Regions from separate parts of the Homo sapiens genome. Here regions 2 and 3 are each linked to region 1. The links are chromatin loops, found by intact Hi-C in ENCODE. Cell type or tissue: endothelial cell of umbilical vein. All regions are shown on one strand. Each heading gives the region's core, and the rest is flanking DNA. Links, peaks and the distances in the headings are about the cores only.

Region 1 (10,556 bases), core at 1,662-9,661:
TTACTCTCCTTGTACGGATGACAGATTTTGGGACACAGGAAAAAAAACAGCAAAGTACCTAGAATGACACAGGGACTCTGTTACTGAAACAGCAAACGCCCAAGATGCATCCCGTTAGCCAGTGATGGATCTCACCCACACCCTCTAATGAGCACATTTCTCCATCCTGGGGCTGCTATCCTAATGTATTTCCAGTAGCTCCAAGTTCTCTAGCAAGAAAGTAACCATCAATTCAGTTACAAAGATTACCAGCTGGTTCTCTGGTTTATTGCTGTAATTCCTCTAAAGCAAGCATCTGCGGGTAAGGACGATGTTCTGCCTTTCCACATTAACGTTGCTTAAATGAGAAGAGTCACTTCCATGTGTCCTTGGAGCGCAGGATTCCAGCAGCACATGGGAGGCTCCCATCACCCTGTGAAAGCCAGGATTTGCCTGGAAAATATTGGGGGTGTGTACTCTGTGAGTACACATGGGGGTAGAGGCAGGAGGCGACCTGGATACAGCAGGTGACTTTGCCCCTCACCTGGGTAAATGCAGACACAGGGATGCGGTGCCCCACTAGGTGTGGAGCCCTTATATACAATAATAGCAGGCATTTATTTAGCAAACACTTACACAGTTCTCACTGTGTACCAGTACTAAGTACTAAGAACTTCCAAGTACTAATTCATTTGATGCTCCAAATATCCCTACAAAGTACTTTATTATTCCTGTTTCACAGACAAGGAAACTGGGGCACAGACAGGTTGAACAATGTTCCTGTAGCTGAGCCAGGATTTGAACCCAGGTAGTTGGTTGCAGGGATGGAGTTCAAAATGCGTTTCCCATTGAGAGGACCAAAAATATGTAGTGAAGCCATACCAAGTCTGAGTTGAGCAAAACCAAGCATGAATGAAATAAAGGCCTCAGCACAGCTCATAGTCACTGACATACAGAAGGAGGATAAAGGAGGCCCTGCCTAGCCTGGGGGTTGGGGAAGGGTCAATCACAGCGGTTATAACACCTCATTCTCTTGAGTAGGACTTACCACATGGGAATCTGGCATCTCGACCCTCCTGAGACATGTCCCATTGTGCAGATGTGGAAACTGAGGTTCAGAGACATTGAGCGGGTTACCTGAGGTCACACAGCCTGGAAGTGCAAGGCTGGGACTCAAAGCCAGCCTCCCCGTCCCTATACCTCATGCTTTTTTTCTGCACCTTTCAGCCCAGCTGCCAGACCTCAGCACTAGAGAGCAGGTGGAGCCGCCCTCTGTCATGCATACACATGCACCCCAGGCACCTGGCACTCTCTGTAGTGGGGTACCATGTACATGGTAACTGACTCCTATCTCATTGGTAAAGAAATGAAATCTCACCCAGCCAAGACGTGGCAGGACTGGACGCACACAGATCTGTTGATCCTTTCCCCCATGTTGCCTCAGGAGCCAGAGTGCCAGGCTTCTCCCTGACCCTGTCCAGCCTGAAACCCTGCTGGCCCAGAAAGGCTTAGGTGGCACACTGGATCAGGCGCTCCCAGTGGTGGGAGCCTCCCTCCCTGCTCCAGAGTTCCCCCTGCCTGTGGGCAGAGCTCCTCCAATCATGTATGCAGACTACAGTGTCCACCTTAATCCACCTGGGACTCTGAGTAGGCCTCATCTCTCCCTAGGAGAGGAGGTGTGTGCCCCTCTCTGAGGCCCAGCCTTCCCAGCCATGGCCTGGAGGGCCCCAGGTCCTAACCTCTCCTCTCCAGGGACCCTGACGACAGCAGTCCCCTCCCCATCATCTCATGCTCCCTGTGTTTGTGTTTGCCTCCTTTTTAGGGATTTATTTCTCTACAAGGGACACAGGTGACTGAACTTCCTCCTGGCCCCGAGGACCCAGGGAAGCACCTCTTTGAGATCAGCCCAGGTAGGCCTGAGCACCTTCCAGCTCTGCAGCCCTGGTGGGGGTGTTGCCATGCCCCTGGCCTGGGAAGGGCAGACCTTCGTGACACTCCTCCCGCAGGAGCCACAGCACAGTCTCCAGGCATGACTCGGAAATGTGGGCCAAATCGACAGCATACTCACATGGGGAAGAAATTAGAAAGTCCCATCAATTATCTGGACAATGAGCTTTTGGGTAATGCGAAACGAGGATTTTTAAATTCACGATAAATGCAAGGAAAGAAATTAGTCAATGGGAACATCTCAGGGTGAAAATCTAAACACAATACCTGGAAATAAAGCCAGGGAAAAACACTAGCACAGATCAAGAATATTTAGGTAAGGATGATTATAAATTCCAAGGCAGAGAATTGGGATGTGGCAGGAGGAAGGGGAATAATTTTCCTAAAGAACTGCTCTACTGTCACGTTAGCAGTTACAAAACAATATTTTAAACTTCCAAGTTTGACAATGTCGTTGTTAATGCACTAAGTAAAAGTGCCTTGCAGAGAAGCCAGTGTACATGGCAGGGCCGGCTCTGCTGTCAGCCAGTGTTTTCTTTAGCTTGGCCTCCCCTAGAAGCAGAGCCTGAGACAAGGATCTGGCATGAGGAAGGGAGTCAGAGAAGGGAAGAAAGCCAGCCCAGACATGCTAGTGAGTGGGTTGCTGCTGCAGGCATCCTAGCTCAGTTCCCACAGGGGCTTCTGGACACAGTGCAGAACAGGCTTCAGAGGGGTCTCATCCAAGAAGTGAGGCTGGGGCTCTACCCACCCACTCCCACCCCCCAAGTCCTTGAGAACTGCTTTCTGGGGAGTAACCGACATTTCTAGCCTACCCTCACATGGACAAAACTCTGCAGACAGAGACAGCCTTCAGGGACAGTTGCAGATGCTTGAGGAAGGAGACCACTGGCAGCGTGATGGGAACAGTGAGTGCTGAGGAGTCTGGGAAGGGTACCAAGAGTGTCAGCTGAATTTAGACATCCTGGGAAGTGGTGGCTGTGAACTGAGTGTGCTAGGGCCTCACTGTGGCCCAGTGAACCAGTAAATCTATGATTGGTCGCAAAGCAGTAAAGCCACCCCAGCCACCCTGAGAAATGATCTATTGGCTGTCCACTGAGGGAGCACCCCAGGCTCAGGCCATGAGTAGAGGCTCTTTGGGAACAGGTATGAGAAGATCCTGCCTGGGATAGGGGCATGTCTACCTTTGTCCTGTCCATACCAGAGTTCGCAGGGGCACAGGCAAAAGTTGAAGTGCAGAAACACCCTTTCCAACTATACGCGCCTGTGCAAAATTCAAGTACCTATGGTTTCACTTGGGTATTCCTTTTCATCTAATGCAAGAATCTTTGTGGTAAAACTGCACATCAGAAGGTGGTAACAAAGGGATCCTGGGGTATGGAGTAGAAAACAGAGGTTGACTGTGGAACCAGGAGAAAAGGCCTCAGCTATTCAGATAGAGAAGAAATGCAAGTAGTGACGTAGGCAGGGCCCTGCCATCTAGGCGAGGGGTGTGGCCCCTGGCTCTGGGGACAGGGGTAGTGACTCAAGGCCAGAACTAGAAGGTAGAGGTCAACACACTCCAGCCATCAATTCAGAAAGGCACTGAGTGTGTGCTCCATAGGCCAGATAAGGGACATCACCTGTGTGCATGTTCATTATCTGGGTCAGAGCTATTTACAAGAATTTATTTGACTCTTGCCAGTGGTGTTGGGGGTGTTGGGGGCGGTAGGAGAAGACCCTTTGCCATATAAGGTAACATAGTCACAAGGTTCCAGAAATTAGAAGATGGACATCTTTGAGGACCATTATTCTGCCTCCCACAATACTCCCAACATCCCTCTAAGATAGGGAATGTCGTCAGACCTATTGTACAAAAACAGACCGTGGAGATTAGAAAGAATCCCCAGAGAGACACACAGCTAGTGGCGGAGTTGGGGCTTCAGCCCAGACATTCTGGGCTACACACTTACCTTGCCCTCCAACACAGGCATCTGGCCATCTGAGGACCCCTACAGATTCTAGCATTTTCCCCACCTGGGCCTAAGGACTTTGTTATGGGAAGGAAAGTTCCTGAACTCCTTTGTCTCAAGCACAGCAGCAGTAGCCTGCCTGCGCATCAGGTTCCTGCAGATCCTGCGAGCTGCTCCCCAGAGCTGCCCATCTCTGCCCTCCAGCCTTTGTGCAGCTGCTGAGCAGTTCAGGGAGAGCGGGACGGGTGGTGGGCGGTGAGCGGTCCAGTCAGCCTTTGCAGAGTGCGGCGCAGCTATCTGCAGAGCAGAGCACAATGCCAGTGCTGCCCGGGGCCCAAGAGTGGTCCCCTCTGCTCCCCTCCCACTGGGGGCTCCGGATTTAGGATGCTTCCTATCAGCCTGCTCAGATGGGACCTGGGAGGCTGCACTCGAAGCTCATGCTTGGTTCTGGCTGCAGCTGGCAAAGCTCCCCATCCTTCACAGCCCATGAAGATGTCAGGCCAGAGGGGTAAGGTGAATCTCCTGAGGCCAAACAGCTGGCAGGTACAGGAGCCTGGACCCTCCCAGGTCAGCCTGACCCCAGAAGGGTGGGCTTCCTGTTACAGCAGTTGCTGACTGAGGCTTCAGCTATAGGCCATGTTGGGGCTAAAAACGAATAAGAAGATTGGATGAACCCACCTTAAACCACAGCAACGTGCAGTCACAGGAAGGCCAAGAAACCCATTCACATCCAACTCAGCAAACCTCTCGTGTGACCTCAGCTTTGAGCCAGCCTTGCAGGGCCCTGAGATGAGCAGGGGTCAGTCTCTGCCATTAGGGAGTCTGGGGACATTTTCTTCCTGAGCTCAAGGCACAATAAGGACTTATCCTCACTAGGCTGAGCACAGTTACCTGGGGGCAGGAGCAGGAAGTATCACCAAGTGGGCCATGCCAGTGTGCACCAAGCACAGCCCCCGGGGTAAATGTGCAAAGACCAAGAGGAAATCCAGGCTGGGTGGGTGAAGGGTGGCAAGTGCATCTGGGGGGACAAGGGGCTTCTCCTACAGTTCCGAGGGTGCCAGGTGGCAGGCTCTGTGAGCAGTGAACTAACAGGCGCAGGAAGGAGCCTAACAGCCCCGCCTGGGGTCTGGGCCTAGGCCAGGAAATCAGGGCAGGATATGAGGAAGGAGGACAAACCCCGGATCACTTCCAGGCTATGCCTGTGCTGGCCTGTGGTACTGGTCACACCACAATGGGTCCCTCACTCTCCAACCAGCACCCCCAAGAGGGGGAAAAACTTGACAACTCTTGGAAATGTGACAGAATTCCAAGGAAGGTCATGCCTAGAATTAACTACGTAAATTTTAAGCCATAGTTCTATTTGTGCAATTCAACGGTATAAAAAATGACAATGTTTTCAAAGTAGAATTAAAAATGAGGAAACATTATACTGTGAGTGCCATCTAGTGGAGAGATCTGCCAGTTCTGGGCCAGAAAGTGCAGGCCCTGTTGCCCACCCCCAGCCTTTCAGCCAGCACAGCTAGATAGGAGTGGAGCTTGAGGCCAAGCCATCTGGCTTCCAAAGCCACACACTAAAATTGCCCTCCAACACAGACATCTGGCCATATGGGGCCTCCTACAGATTCTAGCATTGTTCCCATCTGGGCTGGGAGGTCTTGGAACTTGATACAGCATACACCTCTGGTTCCAAAAGCACCTGAGAACCTGCACATCCAGCCACTGAGCAAGACACAGAGAAAACACTCTTATAAGGGGGCTTTAGTGCCAGTGGGACTTCTGTCCTCTTGTGGCTGTGGCCTGCCACTGCTTTCCCGACATGGTCAGTATATAAAGCGTACTGAGAGGTGGGAGCAATTGCTTTGGGCAGAGGTGACGGTCTCCTCCCTGAAGCTGCGGGGACACGCAGGAAAACCACTTATAAAGTTTAAGGGAGGCTGAGAGAAAGGGTGACTGGCATTTGTGTCTTGCTTGGACAGTTGCTTACACACAAGATTTGCTTTTCATGGTTACCCAGGCAAGGAAAATCTGACTGAGGACTGATGGCAAATGGGGTTCTGCCAGGCACACCTCCTGCCGTAAGCATCCAGTTCTCAAGAGGAGCAGAATGTGAAGCCTCTGTGGGACCACAGGCCTGGGCACTGATGGAGAAAAGAGGATGACATGGGCCCTCAGACTTTCTAGAATTCTCATAGTGCAGGGCAGACAGGCAAGATGCCACCTGCAGGAAGTCAGCTGAGATTTGAGGTCAGAACGCACAACAGATCCCCAGTGCCCAGAGGAGCTGGTTGGGAGGGTGCCCCTGCCCCAGTTCACAACACCGTCCACCAGGGAGGGAACTGCAACCTTGCCTGGCAAGCAAAGAAAGGTCTACATTTCCCCTCTGCCTCCTTCCCACCCCAGTGCCCAGGGTGCAGTTCAGGGAAGAGTCTAGGAGAAGCAACCCCTATCTATGCCAGCACACCCCAGTCCGTGAGGGCCACAGTGCTGGGGGAGCAGCACAAAAAGAGCTTTGAACCAGATGTGAGGGAACAGAATTAAGGATTGGAGAGATCCTTAATGAGACTGTTAGAATAACTAAGAGTGGCACACACTCTGGACCCTGGGAAAATCACCAAGTGAGCAACGACTCAAAGGGAAGGTAGGAAGTGATAGGCATAGTTATTGGGAAAGTAAAACCATTTCATGTTTATTCTCCAGTGAGCTTAGCTTTTTTGTATTAGGGTAAGTGAACTGCTGGAATAACCCCCAAATCTCAGGATCTTGACACAAGAATGTATTTGTCTTTCATATAAAGTCAAAAATGAACACTTGTGATTGGCAGGCAGTTGATCTCCCAGCATCTTCCTATTTCATGGTTTCGCCATCTGAAACCTGTGGCTTGCAAAAGTATCCTAGTTGTTTCCATGCTAGGAGGCCATCATGCCTGGGAGATGTGTTGGTCCAGGCCTGGAAGTGGCCCCATCATCCCGTCACAGCCCATTGGCCAGAATGCAGTTGCATGGCTACACCTCGGAGCAAGAGAGTCTGGGAAATGGAGTCCACCTCTTTCCAGGAGGAAGGCAAGGCTGGTTTGGTGAACAGTCAGTAGTCCTGCCATTCTGTATAATGATCTGTTACCTTGGAGTAAGAAAGACACCTTCCTACCCTCACAGAATTAACAAGTTCAGGAAGCAGGCAGGAAGGCAGACATTGACTCACAGGATGAGAAAGGCTAGGAGGAGAGTAAAAAGGCAATTGTGTGAGCCTGGAGGAGGGGACCCTAATGCACGCAGGGAGTGCATGGGACTTCCAGGATAAAGTGACAACGACCCTGCTCTTTGAAGGTTAAGTGAGAGTCAGCCAGGTGAAGAATCAGGGAGAGCAGCTGGGCAGAAGCAGCAATGGGCAAGCACAGTGGGCACGGGGTCTGTGTGTCTCCTTCACACCTTAGTTCCAAGGCGCTCAGCACATAGGTAACTGAATTTAATGTAAGGATTGGAAGCAACAGGAGGTTAAGCTTTCTGCCAGAATGAAAAGTTGTCCTCTGTGGCAGGAGAATGGTGTCGGGCAGTGGTTCTCAAGCTTTAGTGAGCCTCCGCCTCATCTGGAGGGCTTGCAAAAAACACTGCTGAGTGGGCTCAGGGTCCAAGGTGGAGAGGCTGCCCCTGGTGTAGAGATAGTGGGGGACTTAGAATCCTGGAAGGGTGAATGAGATGGGCCTCACAAGCGGACTGAGTGAGAGGAGGTTTGAGTTAATTGGGGGCAGGCAAAGCTATAACCAATGTTTTAATTCTAATAATTATTATTCCAAGAGGAGGAGGACCGTATAATGTATAAGATGCTGGTTTGTGCTTTGATCTCCTGGCCCTTTTTAATCCCTAGGCCACTTGCCTCAGGGGAAGGTGAGGTCTCTGCAGCAGAAAGCAGAAATCTCCTGCTCTCCCACCCCAGATAATTGATGTGGACAGGGTCGGGAAAGAGGCGTTCCCCTAGACTGGTCACCCTGCCCCCAGCAATGCCCCAGGAAGGTGATAGGCATGGTGCCACCAGGAAAGCAGGCTCCAGACACCAGGGTCCCGCCTCAGACAGACACACCATGGTCAAGAAAGGCAGGAGAGCTACCTAGCTTCCAGCCCCAAGTGACTGCAGGTAAAGACATCAGGTGACCAGGAGGGACCAAGAACAGCCCATCCCATTGCCAGGCCCCATGTAAGCCTGACCACAGCAAAGAGGACCCCTTCCCTCCATCTCAATAGTAGCTGGGACTCAGCTCCCTTCCAGCCTGGGAACATAGGGCTTGGAGATAGAATTAACATGATTCTTTCTAACAAATATCATATTTGTTGAGTGCCTGAGGTTGTAGACCAAGGTGTGTATGAGTGCTAGTGGGCTAAACATTCACTGAGTTCCTTCTAAGGAATGAAGCTGAGCACACCACGTTTATCCTCACCACACTCCTGGGACTAACCTCTACTAACCCATCTAACAGGCAAGGCCCCTGGGACTCTGACAAGCTAAGTAACTTGCTGGGATCCGAGGGCCGGTGAGCGGTGGAACTGCAGCTTGAGCCAGCTCTAACCCCAGAGCCCTGCTCTTCCTCAGCCTGCTGAGGCTAGCTCCCCCGGGGCAGGCATGAAGGAGCCAGGCCCCACAAAGGGACTGAGACTCAAGGACCCCCAGGTCCTGCCCACCTGGTACTTCTGTCTTGCCAGGGCAGCTGCCTGGCAAACCCTGCCCCTCCCAGCCCTTTGAAAGCTGTCTGCTCCTTGCAGACTTGATCCTGGGGGCCTCTCAGACCTGGGCTTTTTGCTGATGTGGGCATCCAGCCCCAGGCCAAGTTTAGGCCTCCCTTTAAATCCACAAGGAGCGGGTGGGGAGTGGAGAGGCCTGCTTTGGCACTCTGGGCAAAAAGAGTTGCTAAGATCCCAGAGCAGGCCTGTCCCCAAAAAACGGCCATGTTTGGTGAGATGAATTAGGTCATCCGTTAAGCTTTGTAACTCATTGCTAAAATCCGTCTTCTGGAATTAGCACAATGCTATTGAAGGGAACCAAGTGGGTTGGTGCTATCAAAGGGAACCAAGTGGGTTGGCTGCAGGCTTGAGACCAGAACCATAAGTCTTTCTAGTGAGTAACCGTAAATGGGGTGGGGCCGGGGGAGTGGAGATTAAGAGTCCTGGTTGGAGCAGGTTGCAGAAGCCAGCTCTGGCTAACTCTAGCAAAGGGGAAATTCACCAGAAACCAGGGGGTAGGATGTGATGGGAGTGACACTTGTGGAAGGGGCAAGCGGCTGGGCTGTCACGGGGCCAGGAGCTGGGAGGGGCGAGCGGGTGGTACTCTGTGCTGGGAAGGTTGAATCTCGCCTGGCTCTGCAATCCCGGCATGGCTCACTTGCCGAAAGCCCAAAGTCTCAGTATCTGTGCTTAAGCTACATGCCTACCCCTGACTACACTGGGGTGGTGAGGAAGGGCCTATCCACTCTGGCATCTGGACCAGCCCTCCCAAGACTTCGCCTAGTGGGGGCAAGGAGACTCCAAAGGAACTTGGGTGCCTTCCAGAGGGGAGAGTAGAAGACAAACAGCCAGTCTCTGTCAAATGTTCACTGCTCCAGATGGTCCATGACTGTATTTCTGCAGGGCTGAGTGTCACATCATTGGCCTTGCCCTTTCCAAGTGCCAGACAAGGGGCCAGGACGGGATGCCTTTTCAACAACATTGCACCGAGCCGATGGCCCCCCACACTCAGGAGCAATTCCTACTTGTGGGGAAGGACCTGAGTGTGCAGTGCTGAGGATTAGCCCGAGGAAGACGTGAATGGCCACCCTGGATCTGAGGAAAAGGAGGAGGAGGAGAGTGCTCTGTTTTCTGGTGCAGAAGGAGGTGAAGGGTACCACAGCTGCTCTGAGGCCTGGGTCTAGTCCCCATCCTGGAGCACCTGTCTGCTTTGGGCTGGGAGCCCCATATTTCTCAAGATCAGGGTCAGGAGACTCGGGGGCCAGCTGTACCATTCAGAGGCCTGGCAAGCTCTCTGCTCTCCCACAGAGGTCCATGCTCCTTCCCTCCCACTGGGCTCCTTGGGGCCTCCCCCCCAACTCCCCAAACACCAGATGGGAATCCTGCAGGCAATAGGAGGCCTGGACAGGGATGGCTTTGAGGTCTTGGGTTTTCAGCTCCAACCAGTCTTCAGAGACCATGGTAGTAGCAAAGCTAGCATTGTGTCCCATGGGAATCAGGGCCATGGGGTTGATTGTCGCCAGACACACCACACGCGGATGCAGATGTTGCCTAGGCAAGCTGGTGTCTGCATGTAGAAAGGAAGCTTCCGAGGAAGAGCTGGGGAGGCAAGCCTGGGAGCCATCTTCCTGTTTGTGCCCATTTTCCACACACTCTCAACAGACATCAAGGGCCTCACAGCATCTAGTCAGTGCTGTTCCAGACCACCCATCTCTCCAGGCCAGAGTCAGGGAGAGCTGGATGTGAGCATAGCCATGCTACTCAGGGACTGTGTGGGTTTTGACAAGTCACAGAGGGCTCCGTGCCTCAATGTCCCATAAACTGGGGGTGAGAATATTGCCAAGCACCTTGGGTTGTGGTGAGGATTCACTGAGAACCCAGATCCTGGCTCATAGTAGGTACCTGGTCTAGATAAGCTCCCCTCCTCCCTGCATGCTCTCTAATCATTAATCGTTATGATTAATAACAGCAA
Region 2 (10,556 bases), core at 813-8,812, 400 kb before region 1:
AGCTGCCTCCTTGGTCTTGCTCTCACAGAGGACGGGATGACCCCAGAGTGGCCATTAGCTTTCCTTCCTGTAGGTGGTGGCTCTTTTCTAAATGAGTGAACCCGTCAAGACTTGCTGAAACCACGCTGCCTGCATTAGGAGGAGGAGGGTGGGCACGTAGGGGACACTAAGGTCAGCCAAAATGGCTCATGTCGTATCTCCTTTAGTCCTCACCACCCTCCCAGCTAGGGGTTATTTTAAAGGATGAAGAAACTGAGGCTCCGTTGTTCAATAATGCCAATTAGAAAGTTCTAGAGCCAGGAGATTATCCCGGGACTGTCTGTCTCTATTGCACGTGCTTTTCCAATACTCCTCAAGTCTGTATGATAAAAACCAGACGGTGTTGGAGATCCTGAATGATTCTCCTCAAGTCACACTTTGGGCCCTTACAGATCCCATGCCCTTTCACTGTAATCAGAGGGAGGCTGGCAGTTTCTATGTCTAGCCCCACAGCCCTGGCTGCATTGGGTAGGCTGGCCCTATGTGAGCCTTAGGGTACCAGGAGGTGGGTTGCTTGCCTCAGAGGCAGGGGCTGAGCTGCAGGCAGCAAGTGAAGAGGCAGGCATGGTCCACCTGGGTGTGAGCACAGACACAGACGCTCCAGGTTCCTCGCCTTCCCTGGCACACGCTCCACCAAGAATCCTGGCACTGACCCCTCCAGGAGCTTCTAAGTCAACAGCCAGGATGGGCCAAGTGCTGCCCCACGGTTCTCCATTCTCTCTGCAGTTAGCATCTGTCTTGTACAAAAACCAGCCATCTCGCCTCAGGTGGTTCGGAAAACCCTTCCCCACTGCTGGTAACAGCTGACTTCACATGGGCTGTGACTTAATTAACACAGCACTTTATCTCTGTTTCTTATTAAATGCAGCAGCAGCCACCGCTGCTGTGTCTTTGGTGGGCGCCGGCTGCCTTGCTGGGCCCCACCTCGGGTGGGTCTGATCTCAGGCCTGAGAGCAACTGGTGCTTTTACTGGAGCAGAAACAGGTGCCTGGGCTGGGACCCCAGCAGGGGCCTGACCTCCTAGTGACTCAGCTTTCTGGAGACTCACAGACACTTGCTCTAGGCAGGCAAGACTCCTAAGAACTATAACATTTTCCAGCTTGGGCAACATAATAAGACCCCGTCTTTACAAAATGTGTGCTTTTTTTTGTTTCTTTGTTTTTGTTTGTTTGTTTTTGTTTGCTTGTTTGTTTAATTATCCAGGAGTGGTGGTGCACATCTATAGTCCTAGCTACTCAGGAGGCTGAAGCAGGAAAATTGCTCGAGCCCTGGAGTTCCAGGCTGCTATGAACTATGATCATGCCACTGTACTCTAGCCTGAGTGACAGAGCAAGACCATGTCTCAAAAAACAAATGAACAAAAGAACTACAGCATCTTGGGGCTGCTGCTGGGGGAGATAAGCCCTCTGCCCTGGCAGACAGACGAGTTCACACCTCCAAGAAAGTGGGGAAAACAGAGCTCAAAGCTGACCCATGCCTGGTCACACTGCCTGCATGTGCCACCTGCTCAGATCACACAGTACATATATATACCATATTTTCTGGATTGTAAAAATCTTATTGTAATAACAGGCTTGGGACAGAAAAACAAACAAACACAGCAAGGATATAAGTATGTGTCAATTATAAGACCAGCTCAAACCTAAGAACACTTAAACCTGAAGGGAATAAAACACTCCTTATACCCAGTGTTCCGAATGTACCGCACAGCAATAGGGGGTCTCTGTGCTGTCCACAGTCTCTGCACAGTGCAGGGTAAATGGGCCACAGTGCCCAGAGAACTCCATGCCTGCCTCTCTGCAACCCAGCAGACCGCACTGGGTGTGCCACACAGGCATACAGTACGTGACAGCAAAGGTGCTCCATGGCAGAGCTGTTGTGCTGCCTGTCACTCTGCACTGGGGGCACCAGGGGCCATGCTGCACACACATGCAGCCAGCACACTGCATGCCTGCTGCAGTACCGGGTGACTGCCTACATGTCACACTGCATGCCTGTGCACCTGTGTGTGATGCTGCACGAGGGACTCCCCACTATTCTACTGAAAATGTGGCCTTGAAAATGGCACATGTCCCTTTCCTCTGAGCACTGTGTCCCCTCTGGACAACCTCTGTAGATCCCACCTTGCTTTATTTACCATGAGTGTTTTAGGCTTGGTGTCCCCAGGGCTAGAACCCATCTCATCTCCCTTGTCATTTCCTGAGGGATGTGACCTCCCAGAGACTCAGTATCCTGAGATTAATCACAGCAGCCTCTCACAAGCTTGTGAGGGTCCAAGGAGGCACAGCAGTGTTCACAGCAGCACCCTTCATTGTCATCAGAGGGAGGAAGCACCCCAGCCATGGACGAATGATAAACAACATGTGGTCTACAAATACAGGGGCGCAGACTCAGCCGTAGGAAACTGACACATGCCGCAACAATGGATGAACCTTGAGGACGTTACGCTAAGTGCAAGAAGCCAGTCACAAAAGGACAAACATTGCATAATTCCACTTATAAGAGGCTTAGAGTAGTCATTCATAGAGACAGAAAGTAGAACAGTGGTTGCTGGGTGCTGTGGGGAGGGGCGATTGGAGAGTTATTGTTTCATGGTTTCAGAGTTTGGGTTTGGGAAGATGAAAAAGTTCTGGAGGCAGATGGTGGCGATGGCTGCACAACCATGTGTATGCACTTAATGACACTGAGCTGTGCCCTTAAAAATGGTTAAAAGGGTAAATTTCTTATTATGCATATTTTCCACAACAAATAAGTATAAAATAGTTTAAATAACAGCTGTAAGGTACTTAGCACCATCCAGGTGCATAGTAGGTGCTTAATGAGCAATCAGAGATTGGAGCTGTTACGGAAAGGCCTTCAGAGGTGATCCTCCTACCCACCTCCTTGATCTCACCAAGGAGACTGAACCCTAAGAAAGAAAGCGATCTGAGCAAAGTCAGACACGCAGCCCTGGGGATGCTGGGACATGAGCCCCAGGCTCACCACGTATGTCTCCACTCTGGCTTATCTGTGGTAATAGGCGGGTGGTAGCATTTGCTCAAAGCAGAATGGAGACGTGTGCTCTCCCATGCTGACTCTTACATGTCCACTGGCTCTGGCTTCCTTGCCTGGGTTCCACAGCCTCCCCACGTCTCTCACTCTTCCCCACTCCATCATCTACCCCAGGTTGGGAGTAGTGCCTTGGGCTGCTGAGACTATGGGAGGCTCCTTTCCAGCCACCACAGGAGTGAAGCAAAGGTCTCTGGAGAAGATACAGGCCTCCCCCTAGGAGGCAGGATGGGATGGAGGGAAGAGCCTGACTTCAAGAAGATGCCAGAATATTCTTAAGGAGGTCTGCCAAGGCCCCAGCACTCTCAAAGAGGAGCCTGGTGTGTCCTCCCACAGAGGTAGACTATGTAGCCTTTATACTCATCCTCTCGAGAGCTAAAATTCTTTTTTCCTAAGGAAAAAGCTGAAGGTGGCTCTTTCTTTTGCTGGTTCAAAGGCTCGGGCCAGGTGTGACCCACTAGAGGAGTCATTTAAAAGTAAGAAAGTGAGACCCAATTTAGAAGCATGTAGAGACAGCCCAGATGACTCCAACTTGGATGGGTCAATCTACCCAAGACAGATCTGAGCCCCAAAACTCAGTTACATCAGTGACTTCAACATGGGAGTCAAAAGGGCTCAAGGTAAGATGACTGCATTTGTGTCACCTAAAAGCATGGACAATTGGTTGTGACCCTCTCACATGGGTTTAGACCATCTCAAACTAATTTTACCTGGTCACCAATGGACCAGACTGGCTAAAATAAGCTTAAACCAGTGATTAGCTTCAAAGTGGCCATAGCCCAGATATCCCGTTGGTTCACAACACACCTGTTAGGTCTAGCTCATGCTAAGTTGGAATACTTTGATGCAGTCCAGACTGCCTTAAATTAGCTTAAACCAGAGGAGACCAGCCTGGACAAGTTCAGACCTGCTCAGATTAGATCTAGCTGATTGCAGAGGGAAGAAGGGAACTAACAGTGATTGATCACCTATGTAGCATCAAGCCTTGAGCTGGGGGTTCTCTGCACATTTTCTCATTTAATCTTCTCAACAGCCTATAGTCCAGAGAGATGTGCATAATTAACCCTCATTTCCAGAGGTAAAATAACTTGCAGAAGATTTTGCATCTATTAAGTGGCAGAGCTGTGATGTAAATCTCACAGCTGAGACTGTTTCTATTTCACTCTGTCTCCTCCCGATGTGAAAAGATCCTTAGCAACAGGTAGAGCTGGGGTTTTGGGTTATAATGCAGCCTCCTGAAGGGGCAACAGGAAACTCCAAAGCATTCTGAACACTTAAACACTTAAATTCCCAGGATAGAAACCAGTGGCGGAATCCATCACTATCATCGTCAACGGTGATCATCATTTCTTGTGGATTAATGAGCAACATCTGGATGGGATTCCTGGCATGGGGTGCAGCTCTGGGACCATTTGTTCTCCAAACCAAACTTACTTAAAATGCTTTTTGCCTGAGAAAGGCTCAGGGGAAGCACATTTATTATTTTTGAGTGAATTTCCAGGGAGAGGGGGTTATACAATGTCTAGACGTGTTATGCCGTCAAGGAGGGAGAAGGCTGCGCCAAGTAATGGAAGACAGGAGGACGTTTGCTCCTTATTTGGAGAAAGTGCCTTGACCTTGCCTACCCATTCCTGCCCCAGGGCTCAGAGTTGGCTTTAGTGTTGATGCAGGGTGGCCTTTGGTCTCTCAGGGTCAAGGTCCTCTGAGTGACCATAAAGAGTGACCTCACAGGTGAGGTCAGTCCCAAACTCACAGTTCTTGGGATACCCAGGCTTTTCTGAGATGAGGCTTAGGTGTCAGAACAAGTCTGTGTGTTCAGTGGCCTGTTGCCCATCCCAGCTCATGCCTTTCTCTCCGTCAGACCATTGCAGGGTCTGGATCAGGGCAGCCCATACTCCCTGTGCTATATTCTCTTTAGAGTCAGCCGAGCCAGCTGCCCTATCTGAGGGCTATCTCCCCGTTCAAAAGCTGTGCCCTGGGATAAAGGGGCTCCTTGGAAGCAGGATCCCAGTGATAGGGTTGTGAGGGGAAGAGGGGAAAGGAACTTCTCAGCACCCTCACAGCACTGCCCATGAAAGACTCTGTCCCAGAAATCCCCCATGCCTTGGACACCAACCTGGCAACACTTGGACACCAGAGTGGCCATATACAATACAGGAGGCCCAGCTAAACTTAAATTTTGTATAAACAACCAATAATTTATAGTTTATCTGGAATTCAAGTTTAACTAGGTATCATGTATTTTTATTTTAAACCTGGCGACCGTAAGCTGGTATAATGGTCTGTTAGCGTATGGGTGGGTAAGTTGGTTTTGTCCTTCGAAGCCTTTCAGTTTGTTCTTGGTACAGATTTATGCATTCCGATGTCTTGAGTCATATTCTTTTCATTGTTCCTTCTCGTATTTATTTTTCTAATCCTTGACCGCCTGCCTTTCTAGTCTCCAAGTTTCCTGCTTTTTCTTTTTCCACTAAATCTTATTTATGTTAAATCATTTTTTTCATGTCTCATTTCTTATTTTTTAGAATCATTTTGCAAGACTTTGTTGGGCAGATGTGCAGGTGTAACTGAGGAAGAACAGCCTGCCTTGGCTGGTGAGCCAGAATCCTGGAGCCAATGTCAACTGGGAATCACTGGCTAATGACTGAGTTTTTAGCAGAGGCATCCTGTCTTTGTTCAAGCACAGGTCTTAGTCTTGTGATACAGGCGTATGTGTGTGTGTGTGTGTGTGTGTGTGTGTACAGAGAGTGGCAGCAGCTCACCTGCAGAGCGCAGAAGGCCTGGGTGAAGGGTGGCATCCGGACCAGGTAGGAGGCCACGATGATGGCCGAGGAGTAGTGGGTGTAGTAGTGGCACTGGACAGTCATGTCTCCTGCAACAAAAACACATGCTTGAGGGCTGCTTCCTTACCTGCACTCACACGTGGCAGATATGTGTGCTACACTGTGTTCATGAACGGCATTAAAAACATATATTCATTGACGTTTAGGAAGTGAACAGACCTAAAGTAAAACATTCAGGCAATAAGATCACAGACGGCACGTGAATGTGGCAAAACGTCTAAAGATGGCGTGTAGATGGACAAAGTTTGGGAGCTAGAGTCACACAAATGCAGGCTCTGCCATTTAGAGGCTGTGATCTTGAGCAAGTTGCTTAAACTCTCTGAGTTTCACTTTCCTTCTCTTTGAAATGGACCACTGTAATATACAAACACAGGCTGGCCTGCCCCTGGCAGAGAGAAAGTGCTGAATAAATGTTAGTTTATTCTGCTATTGCCTGCCCCTAGGCATGGAGTCATTACCTCTTAGCATTATATTTCTCCAGCCAGGCTGCATGTTAGAATCCCCTGGGCTGTGCCACACCACGGACTTATTTAAATCCAAATTTCTAGAGGTGAGGCCTGGACATCAGTATTTTCTAGAAGCTCCCCAGGCACTTCCTACCACCAGGTTAGAGTCCTCTATTCAAATGCAATTACTTGTAGGCTAGGTGACCACCTTAATTGTTATCAACTATCATTTTAGGGCATCCCGATGAATAACACTGCACCAAAAATCAAGCTGGATCTACTCACCTTCAGTTTTCTCAACTTCTTTAAACCTCTGGATAAATTTCAGCTTCCTTTCCTTGGTCTGAGCCCCCATGGGCTTTGAAAGATCCCGGAAAATCTTCGGATTTGCCAAGTTCAATGTCTAGAAGGCAGATGTGCAGCTGGAGTTAACTCCCCAGACCCGCTTGTGCCCTAGGAGCCACGCTCTTGAGTTTTATGGTTCTCTTTATTGATTTACAGTCATTTGGTCTGACCTGCCTCTGGTGGTTAGCTGGCAGGCTGGGGTTTTATGGCCCCAGAGCCAGTGATCCACAAAGACTTAAAAAGGGAGAAATGAAAAATAAGAGGAGGGGAAGACTGAGTTCACACTCAACCTGTTCCAAGTTGACCCAAATCAGAACATGGCCTCCAGCTACTGAAAAGACACTTTTAAAAGAACTCGTGTTGTCTATGAGGCACTTGGCTCCTAAACTGCATTATGTACTCCAATAGTTCAGGGTCCTTGCTTAGAATCAAACTGATTTTACAGGAAGTTAGAAGTCATCTGTTCAGGGAGGAAATGAGAGGAACTTGCTCATTTTTCCTGGAGGTTCACTCCTTTCTGGGCAGTGAAAGCATGCTGTGAGCGCCCCTTCCCTCTCTTGGAATATACTGCAGAGAAAACAGGACCAGTTTCAGGGCCAGGTGCTCTGGGAAACTTTTTCTTTTCAGGTTCTGTATGTTAGCAGAGGAGCCAAGAATTGCTGGGGTTTGCATTTCTTTATAGGAGGAGGTACCTGTGTATCTCTCCTTCTTTTCTTTTTTCTGAGACAGAATCTCGCTCTGTTGCCCAGGCTGGTATGGAGTGGAGTGGTCCTGGCTCACTGCAGCCTCGACCTCCTGAGCTCAAGTGATCCTCCCACCTCAGCCTCCCAAGTAGCTGGGACTACAGGTGCGTGCCACCATGCCTCGCTAATTTTTGCATTTTTGATAGAGACAGGGTCTCACTATGTTGGCCAGGCTGGTCTTGAACTCCTGGGCTCAAGCAATCCTCCTGCTTCGGCCTCCCAAAGTGCCAGGATTACAGACATAAGCCACTGCGCCTGGCTCATAACCCTTTCTTTCCACTAGCAGTGAATCCTCAAAGCTCCACTGGGGGCCAAGTGTGTCACTATCTCAAATGCCTGCAAAAGCCAGGGAGAAGCAGGGGCAAGAGTGAAATGGCCCCTCTTAAGATCCCAGTGAGTGCTGGAGGGGACACACGGAGACCCACACTCAGCTTTCACAATCTTGCCAGCTCAGAAAAATTCCTAGTTGCCAGATCTCACCGTTTTCCAAAAGATATTGGAAATCCAGATTTTTTTAAAGGAGAAATCTCCTAATTTTTAAGTTGATAAATAATCAAGGTTTTAAATACCTAGTATGACCTAAACAAAAAAGGCTTGCAAACCACCACTTTGCAACATGTGAGTAGGTTTTGTGTTTGAAATGCCTCAGCCTCCGATGGACCATTAGTGCAATAAGCAGCAGCCAGTGCTAGTGAGAAACGTTTTGCTGCATTAAATGTCTTAAGAAGGGATGAGAGGTCACAAAGGACTGAGTCTCCTTCTCCCAAATCCTGAAGGTCTGCCATCCAAGCAGCCCTACGCAGGACTGGCCAGGCTCATCTGAACAAGTGGCTCAGCCACCTTGTGTGCTTTACATATGGCCCAGCACCTCTCCAGATGGCCAGAGCCCGGGTGGCCAGGACACTGCTCCATAGTTTGGTTGTCCCCATAGAAGCACAGAAATCACCCTGGTCCAGCTGTGGAGTTTTACTCCCCATCCTTTCCCTGCCTGCTGGGGCGCAGGGGTGCAGGCTAAAAGAGATGAGGGATCTGTTCTTGTCATCTCACCATCAACCTCCCCTGTCACTACACATCTCAGTCCAGATCCCAGATGAGGCCCAGACACCATCATCTCTGTCACTGAACTCAAGTTACAGCAAGAGTAGCTTGTCCTTTCTGTGTGTCTGTATCCCTGTGTCTCTCTCTCCTTTCTTTCCCAGGCCCCTCTCCTGCACACATTGATTTTAGGAACAAATTCCATGGCCCACTTCACCTGTGACTGCCTCACCCCACAAGGGCTGACCCATGGCACCATCTTGGTAGATGGCATCAGGTGCCTTCACTGTGGAGAGTAAGCCAGGAAGCCCCCTGGGGCTCATGTTAGCAACTATGTTAGTTGTGTTGATCATTCCACAGGGGGATCCAGGACAGGAACCCAGGCAGCCAAATACCAAAGGCCACAGTGGGGTTAAGAGATCTGAGGCCGGGCACAGTGGCTCATGCCTGTAATCCCAGCACTTTGGGAGGCCGAGGCGGGAGAATCATTTGAGGTCAGGAGTTCGAGACCAGCCTGGCCAACATGGTGAAACCCCCTCTCTACTAAAATACAAAAAAAATTAGCCAGGCATGGTGGTGCACTCCTGTAATCCCAGCTACTCAGGAGACTGAGGCAGGAGAATCGCTTGAACCCAGGAGGCGGAAGTTGCGGTGAGCAGAGATTGCGCCTTTGCACTCCAGCCTGGGCGATGAAGTAAGACTCCATCTCAAAAAAAAAAAAGAGATCTGAGCTTCAGCAGCCTTTAGGCCCAGGTACCCAGGTTCATGTGACGGAACCTCCTAGCAGAGGCTCTGCATGCTGACTTAGGGTCTCTGTTATCAACGTCCGAACACCTGAGGGCAGCTGTGGTTTCCACGTGAGGAACTTACCTCTGAGGTGTAGTCTGCGAGGACCCAGGGGAACACTGGGTACTGCATGTAGTCATTGCAGGTTCTCCCAGCCGCGGTGTTGAGGTACATGAGATACTCAAAATTGCTGATGTCCCTTTTCTACCAGAAGAGACAGAAAGGGGATAAACCAAATACGTTTGATGCTCCTGCAAAGCCATGGGTCCCACCCTCAGGCCTCGGCAGCAGGCCCTGGCTCTGTGGGTGAGGACAGGCAGCCAGCCCCTCGGTTACTTTGTGCACATCTCATGCATGACCCACACACAAATTTCAGTATGAACGGAGGCAAGTATATTCGGGAAGCAAAGTCAGCAAGGAAAAAAAAAAAACCCAATGCAGTTCAGCATCCAACACCAAGGATAAAACATGCTTTTGTGTTAACTGTTGGATGCAGTTCTCAGAAGTTGACTAAAATCATAGCACAAATGCTGTGGGTGAACTGACTGCTGACCTATTGATGGTTAGAAAATAAGCAGATGGGCCATGGCAGTCCCAGAGACAGAGGCCCTCACTCCCAGGCTTGATGGTCTGGCTTCCTCTGGGGCTTTGGGAACTGCCTATTCCCTGTCCCTGCCTGTTGGGGTGATGCTCACTCTTAAGGGCCCTCTGCCTCCAGATGAACAGTCACAAATGGAGACAGGGCCCGTATTGGGAATAAAATCCACCAAGGCCGCTGAATGAGTGAGCAATCCAACACAGCCGTCATCTCTGACATGTGGCCTGTATGTTCAGGGGCTCTCCTTTCCTCAACCTGCCCCTTGGGAGAGGATTTTGGACCTGAGTGACTAAGACCTACTTTCTCATTGTCCCCGAATCTCTACAACTGCCTCTTTTAGGGTCTCTTCCTTTCTTTGAGAACCCTGGGCTGAATGTCAACTTGTCCAGGCTGGGAGCCACGTGTATCTTCCAGGAACAAGAATTGACACCCATGCTCTGCCCCCTATGTGGCTGTATACATGTGTATCTTCACAGATGGGGTGTGTGTACCCACTCGGAGGCATCCATAGTGTACAGGTACATGCACATGCGCGTGCGCGCACACACACACACACGCACACACGCACATTCCCCAGCTCTGACTCCAATGTGCAAGATTTGTACTCCATCACCGACATCTGGTCAGGGAAATGTCTGAGACATTTTGGTAAATTAGAAAAATAAGATCCCAGCTG
Region 3 (10,556 bases), core at 799-8,798, 970 kb before region 1:
CAGGAGAAAAAGCCCAGAAAAATCATGCTTAATGAAGCATCAGGCTTCGAAAAGTATTTGGCAGATCAAGCAAAACTGTCTTTTGAAAGGAAGAAGCAAGGTTGTAATAAAAGAGCAGCTAGAAAAGCTCCAGCCCCAGTCACGCCTCCAGCCCCAGTGCAAAATAAAAACAAACCAAACAAGAAAGCCAGAGTTCTGTCCAAAAAAGAGGAGCGTTTGAAAAAGCACATCAAGAAACTCCAGAAGAGGGCTTTGCAGTTCCAGGGGAAAGTGGGATTGCCAAAGGCAAGGAGACCTTGGGAGTCAGACATGAGGCCAGAGGCAGAGGGAGACTCTGAGGGTGAAGAGTCTGAGTATTTCCCCACAGAGGAGGAGGAAGAGGAGGAAGATGACGAGGTGGAGGGGGCAGAGGCGGACCTGTCTGGAGATGGTACTGACTATGAGCTGAAGCCTCTGCCCAAGGGCGGGAAACGGCAGAAGAAAGTGCCAGTGCAGGAGATTGATGATGACTTTTTCCCAAGTTCTGGGGAAGAAGCTGAAGCTGCTTCTGTAGGAGAAGGAGGAGGAGGAGGTCGGAAAGTGGGAAGATACCGAGATGATGGAGATGAAGATTATTATAAGCAGCGGTTAAGGTCGGTCTGTGGGGATTATAAATACATTGTACTGTTTGCTTTATCTTAGGTGACAGGTTTATTAATATGTAAGCATTCTAGATCCAGCTTAATATATTAGACCCCCCCGATTATACAGAGGTTGGATTTCTGCAGCCTTAACCTGCTAGAAGCAGTGGGGCCCCTGAGTCCTTAATGATGCTGGCCCCAAATGCATGTACTTCTAGGTCTTTAGTTGGATTTGGAGGCAAGTCTAAGATGAAAAACTTAAGGGAAGGCTGGGGCAAGAGGCATACAGAGGGCTGAGTGTGAGCTGTGTCGCCTTTATACCGACAGTCACCCTAGAATGAGTATCAGGAAAAAGAAAAGGGTGAATTAATGCATACTGGATAGGGGTTTCTGTTTTCCCTTTTGAAGCAGGAAAGTAATTTTAGAGAACTTTTCTTCAAAAAAGAGCTGAAACTTAAGCTTTGGCATAGAAAGAATAAGCTTGCTTTTGTAAATCCTTCCTTTGTCTTGAGAAAATAGTCATCTGCATAATTATAAGCCACCATCATGCAAAAAGTGTACTTTGTATGCACAGCATACCTTTCTTTTCACTGTTGTTTTTTATGTTAGAGACTGACTTTGGCTTTTAGCTCCATGACATTGTCATTGTATAAAGCAAGCACCATAAAAGGGAAGGTGAACATGTGAAACATGAAGTCTGAATTGCATATTGCCACACGTTTTCTGAGAGCCAGGAAAAATAATCTGTATTGCAGGCCTCCCCATGGTGGCCCACTGAACACTGTGCTACTGCCGCGCATTTCAAGTCTCCTTGACTTAGAGCTCACTTAGCTCTAAGGAAGTCAAAGGGAAAAAGGAACCTTATTACTTTTAAAATACTTGATAGTGGGATGGCTTTTTCCCAATCCTCAACAGTTTTTTCTTATTTCTCAAGGTGAAGAGACCTAGTTTGTTGTATTTATTGGCCTTTGTGAGTGAAGGTTGACCTGGTGTTTTTTCTTGTTACTTAGAACTGCTCATTAACCCCCGTCCAGACACTACAGACATTCCATAACCTTTCCGAAATAGATGTGTCAATTCTTTTAAACAGTAATTTGAGGACCTGTGACTTAAATCCTGTTCTTTAGAGTTGCGGCACTCACATTCTAGTAGCACCTTATGTAGTAATGCACAGATGAGGGCTGGCTTATATTTGTCATCCCTCAGCACAGCTTTCGTTTCTGTGCACGTTTATTACCTGTGAAGTTGTTTGAGGAATGTTGCCCAGTACTCTTGAACAGTGAGCGGTGTCAGACTTTTTCTTAACTACTGCAAGGAATTAATAAAAGTGTTAATCTCAACATATTGATTATAAATGGAGCAATATATATTTTTCCAATTAAATTGGGTCAATATTAAATATGTTTAAAATATATCAGTATTTTGATCAAGAGCAATTTATTTTGATTGAATTTTAAATGTGGGTTTAGTTAATTTGATGGCAATAAGTTTTTCTTAATAATGTTAAGATTGTAAAACAATTTATTATTTCCAGAGCCAATATTTTGCTAAAGCTACAGTGAAATCTCAAATGAATTTCAGAAATATCAATAACTCTTAATTGCCACCAAAATACGATAGCTCTTAACATTTTATAGCTACAGTTATTAAGGCTGTTAAACTGCAGATATCCACATTGAAATATTTGTTATTACATCTCCTTTGGTGCTGTTTGGTTTGGGGGATGAAAGAAAATAAAATGCTCAGGATTGAGAAGCATATTAGAACTGCCAGTCTCTCTATATTTTGTTACTCATTGCTGATCTTTGTAGACTAATTGAAATGGTAATGCTATTCCCTTGAGAAACAGAAAGACCTTTAGGGTTGCTTGTCTTAGCAGTGGTTTGACGATGGATGATTAGAATAAAGTCATAGAGTTTACAACATAGAAAATTAGTTTTTTTTTAGTGGTTAGAATTTAGGAGTAGTTCCCAGGGTAGGCACCCTTTGCTGAACTTAACACCTTTTACTGAGGGTATAGCCTGTTAATTATAATGCTCTTTTCAACTCTAGGAAGTGAGAGTGGGTGACTTCTGGATATCTCATCCTCTTTATTCTCTCAGCTTGAGAGCCATCGGCCTTTCACTGGCACTAGGTTCACCCTAACTAGGTGCCTTTGTTTTAGCTGATACTTACTAGGAATTTTCCGTCAAGCCCTTTCCATAGCTTTTTTAATGGAACTGGGCAGTCGCCCTTTGGATCCTGCTTTCCTTCATTTGGCTCAAGCCCTCAGCTCAGTCTTTGAAGTTTTAACCATTTTTCAAACCGTGTATTCCCCCTTCTCATGTGTTTCTCCTGCCTCCTCCTCTGCACTGAACTGTATCTGGAGGCTGACTCCTCAGTGGGTTCCCTGGTTTTCATACCCTTTCATGTCATACAGGATGGATGAGCCACTGCTTAGAAGTAAATGTTCTGTCGGTTCTATGGTCAGTGGTATACAGGTCTTGTAAAACATACATTATTTTTTCATTTTACTTTGTGCTACCACGGTTTCCATTTGCTTATGGCTGTTGGTTGTGAGGTCTAGTGCTTTCTTAAAATATACTACTGCTTTGCACATTGTGGGCCTGGGAGCTCCGGGTGCCAAATAAAGATTAGGACTAACACACCTTCAGTGTTTGAGTGATGTGGGTTCCCGGTGAGCACCTACATGCTGCTTACCTAGTACAGGCTGTGCAGCCAAGACAGCCCTGTGTGGCCCAGAAGACCAAACATTTCATGTGAACCTTTCCCCTTCAGGGTGATAAAGATCAGGTCGCTTGTCCCCAGTCCTTGTTACCTCCATGTTATTGATTCACTTCCCAGTTGCCATATTCGAGGTAAGCCTCCATAGCTTTATCTTTGCTTTCATGTCAACAATGCATGTCTGCATCCTTGGACTGGCTTCAAGGGTTTCTGGCAAAAAATTTGCAGTCTGTTAATAGACTTGGGCACAAATAGGACCTAACCAAGTGTGAAGGGAATAATGAATTCAGACTGAGGCATTTGGGAGAGACTGTTGGGGAAGTTCATCCAGTGCAGGGCCTTGTCTTGTTGGGTGGCTCAGATATATTAATATGACCCTTATCCAAATTAACAATGTTACGCATTTGCCCCTAAACTCCAGGTGCATCATTGAGAAGGGAAGGAATTTGCTTTGCTTTGGAGGCACATTATTTCCTCAGGGTTCTCATTTGGATTGCCTTGGAGGTTGGTGTGATGCCACAATGTGCAGAGAGGCTGAGGACAGGGAGGGCAGGTGGGCTTCACTTTCCAGCCAGCTCTGATTTCTGGGGAGTGGTAGTCTATTCAGGGGGCTCCGAGGCCCTGTTTGGGTGGATTGGGAAGAGTGTGCAGTTCCTTAGTGATGTCTATCATAGGCACAGTGGGGAACTAGCAACATTCATGCTAGGTATTTGCCAGCCTTGACATAATAAAACAGATGTCACTGACTCCTGCCTCTTTGTCCAGCAGTGGTCAGCACTGCTTGGTCAGGCTGCAGGGCATAGATGGGTTGCATCCTGAGTGAGAAAATGCATTTCCAGATATGTTTTTGTCTCTTCTTGCTGGCAGGACTAGGGTTAGTGTTTATCATTTGACTTAAACTCATTCCCCCAAGTTCTTACTCTATTTTCATGTATCGGCAGTTACTATTTAAGTTGCTGCCCTCGCAGACTACAGTGAGGGCAACGAGCACAGACGAGAGCAAAGCTTCCCCACCCACAGACTGATTATGCAGTGTCACTGGGAGCCCCTAACACTGGAGACGCTGACTTAGGAAGTGTAGCGTGGGGTCACCGGGCAGGACTTTTAAAAAATGTTCCCAGATGGCTCTGATCACTGTCAGGTTTGGGAGCTAGGGATGGAAATAAGTCAGTCTTATGTATTTCTCTTTTTTGGGGCTGCAGCTTTTGGCTGATGCAGTTTGTATATCAGTTTCTCAAAAATCCTCTTTTATGTGCCCTGCACAGTTGTATGTACACAGGGGAGGGCCTGGCAGGGAGCCTTAGCTAAATGCTGTATGTCATAGATCATCTGGTTCTTGTGGGGTGTGTGTGTCAGAATCACATGGGAAACACCTTCAGAGGGTAGGGGCCTGGGCTCAGCGTGGGGAGTCTGAGGCAGCAGGTGCAGAGTGGGAGGAGCTGGGCACTGCACTTGTGCTTTGGCTGAGCTCCCGCTGACTCTGAGGGGAGCTTGGTGACATTCTTCATGGTCCACAGGACCTTGCTCAGAAAGAACTATGTTCTCATTTAGGAGAGCTTTGAGGCAGTTGGGAAGCATTGTTGGTAAGGATGTTGAGGCTTGAGAATGTAATGCTTTTTTCTTTACTATGGCCCACACTCAGCAAATAATTGCCTCTGGGATAAATCCCCGACCCATGCCCACCCCGATCAGGGAAACATAGTGGGGAGTTCAGAAACGGACTCTTCAGTAGGCGGTGCCTGAGTCTCCTCAGATGACCTGGTGCATTGGGCTAAGCTGCTAAATGCATAGCCTGAAGTGGATTTGAGTTGGTTCCTCTGCATGGTTTGAAGGCTCCCTCGCCACCTTTCAGCACTTCTGATGAGTCCCTATTTTTATTGTAAAAGTATGACAACAATATTAAGATGAAAAAATGACCTCTTTTATGTTTTTATTTTCTACATGTCATTCCAGTCTTTGGTTCTGTGAATACACATCTTTACATGGTTATAATCACGGCCCCTCCAGTTAATTGGCTTGCCCACAGTTTTACTGTGAAGTAGAGCTGAGATTTGAAGTCGGCTGGGCCCTCTACATACATGTTTCCTTCCCTTTGTGGGATTGAGTAGAAGGTGCAATATTTAGGTATGACCACAGGGTGGTGCCAAAAATCAACACATAGCTGCCCCCACCTCCATTGGACTGAAAACCAAACCAAAAACCTAAGCCTGTAATCTGGGAATTTGGATGAGGATATAGGGAGATGGCTCAGGAGTCTAGAAGACCTGGCAAGTATGGTGTGGATGGGGACAGAATTTACTTCATGGTCTGGTGTAACCTGAATCTGTAGACTTGATGCCTGTTGATATAATTGGTTTTTAATAAATTTTTGATCCTAAAGGTTTTTCTTGTGCCCTATTTTTTACCTTTTTTACATGAGTAACTCTGAGATGTAAAGGGGTGATAAAGATTCCATTCATTGTGTAAGTCTTACAGAATGTCTTCTAATAGTCTGTGAGACATAATCTCCTGCGAAGATAATACTCTTCATTGTCCTTCCCCTGAGCACTGGGCCTCTGTGGCCAGGGCCCCATTGAACCCTGGCTTGGGAGGGTTGGGTTGTGCACATCCACTGTTCTGAGGAGGGAGCTGTCAGCATTTCAGATGCTAGGGGTCAAGCCAAGTAGAATGACTGTTATGAAGAGAGTCTTGTGGATTTGGAACGTTGCAGCCTTTAGGGCCTGAGCAAAGGTGGCATCAAGTGGAGGTGGGGGCAGGGGCGGGAGTGGTGCACAAGAACAATGATGGCTGACATGTTTGAATGCGTACGACTTAGTGGTTCTTGTGGTTCTTCTTGTTATATAGGTTAATTCGTTTAATCCTTACAGCCACCCAGGAGATAGGACTTTGAGCCCAGAGAGATGAAGTCATTTGCTCAAGGCAGCAGTCAGTGGAAGGGCTTGGAGAAGGAGAAGGGGTCTGAAGGTGGTGTGGGACACATGAGAGTGATCTCGCAGCTTGGTTTGCTGCAGCAGACTCGGACAAGCATTGTTTCAGTGCCTGGTTTCTCCCTCCACTTGATGGGGGCCAACTCCAACCCAATGTCCCATTCCTATCCTGAAATGCTTCTAAAGGCAGTGCCCTGAGAACCACCAACCTCACAGCCTGTCTCCATTTTATTGTCTTCTGGGAACTTCTCCCTTCTGTCTAGCACCTGTTTGCACTGGGATTGTCCTGTCTGTCCTTCAGTTGGATCCTGGTTTGCACCCGATGAGGATTTAGCAATTTTAGGCTGTGCTTCGGCAAAGGCCAACTCACAATGTGGAGGTTGATTTGATTGTGCCTTTTTTTTAAAGCCCAAATTAAAGAGAAAAAACAAAACTCTCCCAAAATCTGAATTTAGTAAAAGTTTGAGATTTTATCCAGAAACCTAAATACAATTATTTTAAGAATGTTCTTAACATCTCTGAGAGTTCATTTTTCTCAAGAAATAAGCCTGGCCGGGCACAATGGCTCATACCTGTAATCCCAGCACTTTAGGAGGCCAAGGCAGGAGGATTGCTTGAGCTCAAGAGTTCGAGACCAGCCTGGGCAACATGGTGAAACCCCAAAAATAGAAAAAGTTAGCTGGGTGTGGTGATGTGCGCCTGTAGTCCCAGCTACCCAGGAGGCTGAGGTGGGTGGATCACTGGAGCCTGAGAGAAAAAAAAAAAAGAAAGAAGACTGTGTTCATTTTCTTTTAGGAATCTATAAGTTGAAAGAAAAAGTTACACTTTTAAAACCTATTTATGCCTAGTGTTCCATTATTGGAACGCTAAGCATGTGGGAGTTATTCATGCCCTACTGCTCAAGGTCATTGCCAAGGTCTGATTTTTCACACATGTCTGCCTCCTGAGGGTACATGTTATCACTTGGTGCACAGAGTTAGTTACTGCTACAGATACTGGCATGCTGGGAGCTTGTCAAAAAGTGATGTGAGTTTTCAGAAACATTTTTGAGTATCCAAAGACAGGTACATATAACTTTACTGCACTACATCCTATACTAGTAATTTTTAAGAAATAACTTCTCTACTAGTTATGCTATTGTGCGGTAAAAAGAAAATACAGAAAGTATTATTATTGCATTAGTTATGGGTTTGACATTTTTCATGTTCCATTTTTGGAACACTAGGCAAAACCACTACCACTAGGACTAATAATACCTTTTTTCCGTTTTAGTCCCAAGATGCCTCGAACACTAAGTTTACATGAAATAACTGACCTTTTAGAGACAGATGACAGCATAGAAGCAAGTGCTATAGTGATACAACCACCTGAAAATGCTACAGCACCTGTTTCTGATGAGGAATCAGGAGATGAAGAAGGTGGAACAATAAATAATCTGCCAGGTTCTTTGTTGCACACAGCTGCGTATCTTATTCAAGATGGCTCTGATGCTGAGTCTGACTCAGATGATCCCTCATACGCACCTAAAGATGACTCTCCTGATGAAGTTCCATCTACGTTTACTGTGCAGCAACCTCCACCATCAAGGAGGAGGAAAATGACAAAAATTCTTTGCAAATGGAAAAAAGCCGACCTAACTGTACAACCCGTAGCAGGTAGAGTTACAGCACCACCAAACGATTTCTTCACCGTAATGAGAACTCCCACAGAAATTCTTGAACTTTTTCTTGATGACGAGGTCATTGAACTCATTGTCAAGTACTCCAACTTATATGCTTGCAGTAAAGGTGTACATCTTGGCTTGACTAGCTCTGAATTCAAATGTTTTCTGGGAATTATTTTTCTGAGTGGTTATGTCTCAGTTCCTAGAAGGCGTATGTTTTGGGAACAAAGAACAGATGTGCATAATGTACTGGTTAGTGCTGCCATGAGACGTGACCGGTTTGAAACTATATTTTCTAATTTGCATGTTGCTGACAATGCAAATTTGGATCCAGTGGACAAATTTTCCAAATTGCGACCTCTCATAAGCAAACTTAATGAGAGATGCATGAAATTTGTTCCAAATGAAACATATTTCAGCTTTGATGAATTCATGGTTCCTTATTTTGGTCGTCACGGGTGCAAACAATTTATTCGGGGAAAGCCCATTCGGTTTGGCTATAAGTTTTGGTGTGGTGCCACCTGTCTGGGCTACATTTGCTGGTTTCAGCCGTATCAGGGTAAAAACCCAAATACTAAACATGAGGAATATGGTGTCGGTGCGTCACTTGTCCTTCAGTTTAGTGAGGCACTTACAGAGGCACACCCTGGACAATACCATTTTGTATTCAATAACTTTTTCACCAGTATTGCACTTCTTGATAAGCTCAGTTCAATGGGACATCAGGCAACAGGTACAGTGAGAAAGGATCACATTGACAGAGTTCCACTGGAATCAGATGTAGCTTTAAAGAAAAAAGAAAGAGGCACATTTGATTATCGAATTGATGGCAAAGGCAATATTGTCTGCAGATGGAATGATAACAGTGTTGTCACTGTTGCCTCATCTGGTGCTGGTATCCATCCCCTGTGTCTTGTCAGTCGTTACTCCCAGAAACTGAAAAAGAAGATACAAGTTCAGCAGCCAAACATGATCAAAGTGTATAACCAGTTCATGGGAGGCGTAGACAGAGCTGATGAAAACATTGATAAGTATCGGGCATCAATCCGTGGAAAGAAATGGTATTCAAGCCCTCTTTTGTTCTGTTTCGAACTGGTCTTACAAAATGCTTGGCAATTGCATAAAACATATGATGAGAAACCAGTGGATTTTCTGGAGTTTCGTCGACGTGTGGTATGCCATTATCTGGAGACCCATGGTCATCCTCCAGAACCTGGCCAAAAAGGAAGACCTCAGAAGCGTAACATTGACTCACGTTATGATGGCATAAATCATGTGATAGTCAAACAGGGAAAGCAAACGCGATGCGCTGAATGTCATAAGAACACAACTTTTCGATGTGAAAAATGTGATGTTGCCTTACATGTGAAGTGTTCCGTTGAATATCACACTGAATAGCAGGTGTCACCACCTCCTGAGATAAGAAACATAGTTTTATACATTATGTACAGTGTAGCAGTGGTTTTGCCTAGTGTTCCAATTTTGGAACGTCACATAACAATGGAACATAATAAATTTTTTTTTCTCTTCAAATTTTTGTTCCTTGAATTTTTCTAGGTAACATATATGAATTTCATGCAAAAATTCAAAAAATTGTAACCTCAGACATAAATGGGTTAAAGATGTTTTCTTAGAGAGCACATTGCCTTCTTTTAAATAACAAAGCTGAGACACAAATGAAGACTAATTCTGCTTCCTGCTCTGCACACACCTTTCATTCTTGGCTCTGGGCATAATTGTCTATATCAGTCTTAATTTACTCCATGAGATCTGCACTCCTAACTGAGGGTATTTCATCTGCTCAGATTTGCCAATTAAGTTTACCCAGATAGACCATAAAAAGGAAGATAAGAAAAGTAAAACACCAAGTATCTCAATTTAGCAAATTAGACTAATCTGTAAGGCATTCTTAGCTGTCTGAAATAGAAAACCTATCATACTACAGAATGCAAACTATATTAAATACCCAGCTTGGTGCCTGAATATATTTTTAAAAATCAAATTGTACTCATTGTGCCTCTGTTGTTGAATTTCTTAAATGGATATTGCAATAGGTAGAGAATGATCTTGAGGTTGAAATGTCACTCTGTATTAAGAATGATTTAACTGTATGATACACAGCTTTTTCCTTACAGACGGTGTAGATTTAAACTGCTCTGTGTACAATGATCCTTGCAACATAAAAATATTACAATAGAGCAGTAAGGTCTGTTTTGAATTTTGAGCACCACGGTAGGTGACCTCCTTGAAGTTTTGGAGAGGGCATGTTTATTTTATTAATATGATCTCAGGCAACTAATATTTGATAATTCCCATTAATATGTGTATTTTGTCCCTTTTGTGTGTTGGTATGGGCAGTTGTGTACATTGATTTGTCTAGTATAAAATGTGTATTACATGATTGTTCAGCCTATATTATGTATAGTTCAAAGAACTGCTAAACTGATTTTACTGTTACTTGGAAAAGTTTGCAGGGGTGTAGTGAAGAGTGAGTTTTGACTTACTTTGCACACTATTAAGGTGGGGAAGGAATCATGTTATTGTACAAAAATGAAGGCAATCTTTCCCTTCTTTAAACCTTAGTCCTGATGTTTTTTTAAGACAACATTTGGATTGAAGTTT

What was found. Peaks named below come from ENCODE experiments on the same cell type or tissue, not always from the same donor. Only the 100,000 strongest peaks of a DNase experiment are listed, where the experiment ranks them.
Region 2: a loop joins it to region 1, with 15 times the contacts of the local background. A loop is called at or near these places in 2 of 110 quality-filtered maps.
Region 3: a loop joins it to region 1, with 3 times the contacts of the local background. A loop is called at or near these places in 10 of 110 quality-filtered maps.

The regions. Positions count from the first base shown.
Region 1 is chr10:48,546,796-48,557,351 of GRCh38, reverse strand. ARHGAP22 (Rho GTPase activating protein 22) reads left to right here. Exons shown (of 10, transcript NM_021226.4): 3 at 1,802-1,889. Among named protein-coding and RNA genes, the nearest start is that of ARHGAP22-IT1, 40 kb to the right of the region's middle. RefSeq lists an enhancer at 1,410-1,910. In endothelial cell of umbilical vein, for the core only: a CTCF peak has its summit at 5,342 (motif pointing left); DNase peaks (open chromatin) are centred at 5,281 and 7,061; H3K27ac peaks cover 2,925 bases.
Region 2 is chr10:48,942,260-48,952,815 of GRCh38, reverse strand. WDFY4 (WDFY family member 4) reads right to left here. Exons shown (of 62, transcript NM_001394531.1): 49 at 9,367-9,486; 50 at 6,659-6,776; 51 at 5,847-5,956. Among named protein-coding and RNA genes, the nearest start is that of LRRC18, 7.7 kb to the right of the region's middle. RefSeq lists enhancers at 183-682, 3,224-4,423. In endothelial cell of umbilical vein, for the core only: no CTCF peak of the experiment used is centred there; DNase peaks (open chromatin) are centred at 5,605 and 7,145; H3K27ac peaks cover 2,889 bases.
Region 3 is chr10:49,514,109-49,524,664 of GRCh38, reverse strand. It overlaps ERCC6 (ERCC excision repair 6, chromatin remodeling factor), which reads left to right. Exons shown (of 21, transcript NM_000124.4): 5 at 1-632. PGBD3 (piggyBac transposable element derived 3) reads left to right here and starts at 384. Exons shown (of 2, transcript NM_170753.3): 1 at 384-632; 2 at 7,544-9,560. The coding sequence starts at 7,551. The coding sequence ends at 9,332. In endothelial cell of umbilical vein, for the core only: a CTCF peak has its summit at 5,472 (motif pointing right); a DNase peak (open chromatin) is centred at 5,474.